2 separate regions of the Homo sapiens genome follow, and region 2 is linked to region 1. A link is a contact called in ENCODE Hi-C or POLR2A ChIA-PET data. All regions are on one chromosome and are shown on one strand. The core of a region is the stretch at or near the end of the contact, and the rest is flanking DNA. Distances in the headings are between cores, read along the strand shown. Region 1 overlaps MED13L (mediator complex subunit 13L). Region 2 overlaps MED13L (mediator complex subunit 13L).

The links. A loop is a pair of places that touch in the nucleus more often than their neighbours do. ChIA-PET counts read pairs that join two places held with the same protein, here RNA polymerase II (POLR2A). Pooled maps may share reads with other maps.
Region 2: POLR2A ChIA-PET joins it to region 1 with 20 read pairs in Panc1. The contact joins two enhancer-like sites. A Hi-C loop is called at or near these places in 3 of 50 pooled maps. POLR2A ChIA-PET finds 5 or more read pairs at or near these places in 9 of 52 experiments (AG04450, CD4-positive, alpha-beta T cell, Caco-2 and 6 more).

The regions. Positions count from the first base shown.
Region 1 is chr12:116,052,717-116,055,416 of GRCh38, reverse strand. The region is part of intron 4 of MED13L (mediator complex subunit 13L); the gene reads left to right. Among named protein-coding and RNA genes, the nearest start is that of MIR620, 95 kb to the left of the region's middle. Within about 2 kb of position 1,417, at least 10 of the 41 ENCODE cell types and tissues checked have a DNase peak (open chromatin) inside an H3K27ac peak, as active enhancers do.
Region 2 is chr12:116,256,021-116,258,720 of GRCh38, reverse strand. The region is part of intron 1 of MED13L (mediator complex subunit 13L); the gene reads left to right. Among named protein-coding and RNA genes, the nearest start is that of MED13L, 20 kb to the left of the region's middle. Within about 2 kb of position 1,345, at least 2 of the 41 ENCODE cell types and tissues checked have a DNase peak (open chromatin) inside an H3K27ac peak, as active enhancers do.

The DNA.
Region 1 (2,700 bases), core at 168-2,667:
ACATGTTAATATGCTTTTTCTTCTGAGTTGCACCTATTTTAATTATCCGACTTGCAATGAACTTTCTGAAAACATTCTATTGGAATTATTTTTTAAATCTTTTTATTGAAATATACAATTAAGATGTTTGTACATCATAAGTGTTTAGCTTTATCAACTTTTATAAGGTGTATACATCCTTATTTCTAGCATTCAGATCAAGAAACAATATTACCAACTTCTTAGAAGCACCCCTTATGCCTCTTTTTAGTCATTTCCCCCTCAAAGGGATCACTATTTCAATACCACTGTAGATCAATTTTACAGAGTTTTAAACTTTATTTAGTTAATAGCGTATACTTTATGCTGAGTTTTGTATCTTATTTCTCTCAGTGTTAAATTTCTGAAATCCATTTGTCTTATGTATAGTTGCAGTTTGTTTTTATTTTTATTTAATCCCTTGCATGTTAATATACCACAATTTATGTATTCTGTGGGTTGACATTGATTTATTATTACTTTGGGGCTATTATGAATAATCCTGCTAAGAACATTCTGGCACATATTTTCTATTGGGTATATACCTAGGAGTGGAATATTGAAACACAGAGTAGCAGGCACATGTTCAGCTTTAATAGATACTGCCAAGCAATTTTCCAAACTGGCTGTACCAACTTAGATTCTCACCAGCTGTATATGAAAGTTGTTGTGTGTCCTGTCCGCACTTGGAATTGTCTTTTCTTTTAATCATTCTGGTGCCCTTGAGCTTTTTACTGATGATTGTATCACTTAAATAGGATTTCAGCTGGACAGTAGGAGTCATTACCGTTAAGTATCTAGTTATTAATGTTTACATGAAAGCTATTCTTTTCTGATTATGCTTGAAAGTAAGGCTATTATAGAGTCATGTGCAAAAGAAAAGTACTTAACATGCTTAAGTTGTACTCTTGGAGTTCTAAATAGTAGGTACTCAAAGAAGGTATACAGGTAGAGTGGTGGGAAACTTTGGCAGAGTTCTCACTGATTGTTACATGATTGTTACTCGGTTTTTATTCTGAATATATTTTGGTTTTAATCAAGGTATTACACATATTAAACCAAGAGAAAGACATGATGTGTGGGATATGATATTTTCTGGAGTGGGATTTGGATACCAGAGTATAGAACATGAGAAAATGCAGGAGGAAATGAGGGTAAGACGTACGTGTGTGTGTGTGTGTGTGTTTGTGTGTGTGTGTGTGTGTAATAGTTGTTAAATTACTCTAAGTAGTAGAACTGTTTTTCAAATGAAATCTTTGGCAGAATTCCCTTTGTGTTGACGTGGAGCAGAGCAGTGAGCATGGGGAACTTGCTGGACAATGGGGCATCATTGCATAAGTCTTGGACTTCACGGCTGGCAGACAATTTGTAAGCAGCCTTTCTAATGTAAAGTAGATGTGATGAAACACTGGACTTGTAGGCCAAAGCCGAGGTTTGATTATCAGCTGGACCTTTGCCTCTGTGACCCTGGGGAAGTTACTTTAACTCCTTGAGCTTGTGGTGTCATCTAAAATGGGGATACTAGCATACCTCTAATGAGCTTTATAGAGGTAAAAAGAGCTAAAATGAGCTGATTTAAGGTGAAAGCCTTTTGCTAATGGTTACTGAACTATAACCAGTTTTTATCATGCCATTTCAGTTAAGGTTGTAAAGTTCAGAGCTTTGAGAGTGTAGAATCTTTGATTAGTCAGATCTAAAGTATGACTTTGCCCCTTCCAAGTTATATGACCTTAGGCAAGTGACTTTAGCTCCCTCCCCTTCCTCCCTTCTGCTTCAAAGTAGGGGTAATAATTTAATGCCTACCTTAGAGTTGTTGTGAGAATTAAGGATATATTTAAAACACTTAGAATACTGCCTGGCAAAGTAAACACTCAAATATTAATAACTCTTAGTATTTCCTTTCCTGGATAGCCTTCCTTTCTAAGCATCCAGTCTCATATTATCCGAATCCTAAAAGTCCTTCAGGCCCAACTTTAGTCCTAACTCCTCCACAGTGCCTCTTGATTCTCTCAGCCAGAATAATGTCTTCCTAAATTTTACAGACCTAAGCTTTTCTTCTGGTATTTATGTATACCTTCGATTATACTTATTTATGGTCATATTTTACTTTTTCTTCTAGAAGAGTATAAATTCCTTAAGGATAGGGATTATGTTTTATGTTTTACTCATGTTTTTAACTCCCTAATCACTTGTATCTGTGCAATAATTTAGAAGTCATTGAATAAAAAGGAATTTTTTACTTTTTAATAAGAAACTATAATTAGTGCTGTGGTTTTCTTGCTTTCTTACATAGTGCATGACACATGGAGAAAATGTTTTCCGTAAATCTTTCAGAAAGACAGATATTTGCATAATAAATGGAATAATGGATTATATATTTTATTTTCTAGAAAATGTCTTAGGCTTATTCAGTGCTTTTTAAGACGTTAATGATGATGCTTGCCTTACATGACTTACTATTAATATGTTGCCCATCAGTTTTACTGAAATGCATTTGACTTTCTCATTTAATCAAAATACATTAAACACTCCATAATTAATGTATGGATTATTCTTGTAAATTCTTCCTTGTTAATTTTTCATACCTGGTTAGCATCTTCTAGGCACCCAGCACCCTGTTCCCCTGCTTCCTCTTCCCAGTCTCTGGGTCTGTCTCAGAGACTGAGGATATAAGCAGTTTGT
Region 2 (2,700 bases), core at 96-2,595, 200 kb before region 1:
AGTGCAACCTCTGCCTCCCGGGTTCAAGTGATTCTCCCGCCTCAGCCTCCTAAGTAGCTGGGACTACAAGTGCATGCCACCATGCCAGGCTAATTTTTGTATTTTTAGTAGAGACGGGGTTTCACCATGTTGACCAGGCTGGTCTCGAACTCCTGACCTGAGGTGGTCCGCCCACCTCGGCCTCCCAAAGTGCTGGGATTACAGGTGTGAGCTACCGTGTCCGGCCGTTCTTTTTCTTTTTATAATAAAATTTCCAACCACTCACTAAAAGGAATCTGTATTTCAAGTCAGACCTTTACATGTTCTCACCTCAGAGCTTTTGCTGTTTGTAAAGAGTGCTTGCTGCAGGCGTGCACTGCTTAACTACCAGCTACATGCATTTTCTCATGCTCACAAGATCCTTTTGAGGTAGAGTCTACTATTCTCATTTTTCAGATAAGAAAACTGAAACAAGAAATTTAAGTAGCTTGTCCAAGGTCACACAGGAGCTGAATCTCTTGATTCAAAGCCTGAACTTTTAACCAGTAGTACATTTGTATTTTATGTTTTTCTTTCTTCTATCTAAATTCTTTTAGGACTTCAGTGAAGCTCCTCGTAGCTATTCCAAACATTATTGGTCTCTTTCTTTTTCGAGCCTTTTGAAAATTAGCAGTGTAGACCATATAATTTAGTACAAGTGCTAAGGTAGAAATCACTGGAGCATATAGATTTGCCTGAGATTAATGGAGTGATAATACAGTTTACGTTTTTTTAAAGTTTCATCAGAGATTAATGGAGTAATATACAGCCTACAATTTCTTCCCAGAGATAGGGAAATAGATTTTTTTTTGTCTTAGACTGTTCCAAATTGAGGAATCATTTGGAAAATGAAAAATTATAAAGATAGCTTATTGTTTTGATTGATGACTGGGGCAAGGTTAAAAAACCTACATAACCATGTGATCTAAAAAATAAAAATGATCACCTCGATAAAAGTCTTTCAGTTTTTTTTAAAGTAAAAGCCAGTTATTAAAATAATGTCAAAATGATTTAGTATCACAATCATATGCTTATTTAAAAATAGACAAATAGCTTAAAAAGTAATCTCTTTTTCTGTACAGGCAGCTTGGAGGCCTGCATTTTACAACTGATTTGGTTGTCAAGGGATCTGGGCTCTTTCTGTCTTGTTACTACACTGTTCTTAGTTTATGGCATATAGTTCAAGATGGCTATTCAGACTCCAGTCATCAAGGTTGCATTCTAGGTTAGGAGGAGGTGGAAATGTGGGAAGGACACACCGTCCTTTAAGGAAACCTCCAGGAAGTTGCCTACAACACTTCTGGCCATACTTCAAGGCCTTACTTAACTGCAGGGAGGCTGGGAGATGTAGTTCTTTAAGTGGGCATGTTGTTATCCACAGCAGTGTAAAGTGTATGTTACTATGGGGGAAGGAGCCACTCATGTTTGTGTAGACAGTGCCTGCCTCGTAAATAATATACGTTTCTGTTTATAGTCTGTTACTGCAGCTGAGAAGCAAACCATCTTAATATCACTAATGAACTTCATTAAATAGTTCAATTCCCAGAAATTTCACAAGAATTCTCTTATAGTTAAGGTTAACAAATACAAATCATTTAATCAGTGTCCTGAAGTAGTCAGACATGAAAATAATTTATTTGAAAATATTGTGTATACCTCTAAACGATTTACACTTACCAGGAGATGTGCAAGATGATACTTTGGTTTTATTAAAAGTAGTTTGTTTTGGGCTGGGCACGGTGGCTCATGCCTGTAATCCCAGCACTTTGGGAGGCCGAGGTGGGCGGTCAAGAGATTGGGGCCATCTTGGCCAACATGGTGAAACCTCGTCTCTACTAAAAATACAAAAATTAGCTGGGCGAGGTGGCGCACGTCTGTAGTCCCAGCTACTCTGGAGGCTGAGGTGGGAGAATCGCTTGAACCTGGGAGGTGGAGGTTGCAGTGAGCTGAGATCAATCCACTGCACTCCAGCCTGGCAACAGAGCAAGATTCCATCTCAAAAAAAAAAAAAAAAAAAAAAGTAGTTTGTTTTCTTTGAGAGATTGTTTACATGTATTCTTCCATTAATACATACATTTCTTATTACATTTATTGAGGTATACTTTACATACAATAAAATATACTCACTTTAAGTGTACGGTTTCATAATTTTGACAAATGTGTATATCTGTGAAACCACTGAAATCAAAGTAGAGAACATTTTTATGATGCAAAAAAGTTCATACATGTCCTTTTGCAGTCAGGGTCTCCCCCTTGCCCCTCAGCCTTCCTCCCCTCCAGGCAACTACCAATCTGCTGTTACTGTAGAATCATTTTGCCCTTTCTAGAATTTTTAATAAATGGAATCATATAGTATGTAATCCTTATTTCTGGTTTCATATTATTGCTTAAGTAGGGTTTTTTTTTTTTTTTGCTAAATAGTAGTCTCTTTTTTGGATATGCCACAATTTGCTGTTGGCTGTGAAAATTAATGTACTGCTTTTTGTGTGGGACATATGTTTTTATTTCTGTAAATAACTAGGAGTTTCACTTTATAAAGAACTGCCAAACTTGCAAAAAATAAAATGTTTGTATCATTTAATATCCCATGAGTTTTATAGGAGTTCTAATTGCTCTGCATTCTTGCAGCATGTAGTACAATGAATTTTTACAAATTTCAGCCATCCTTGTGGCGTGTAGTAC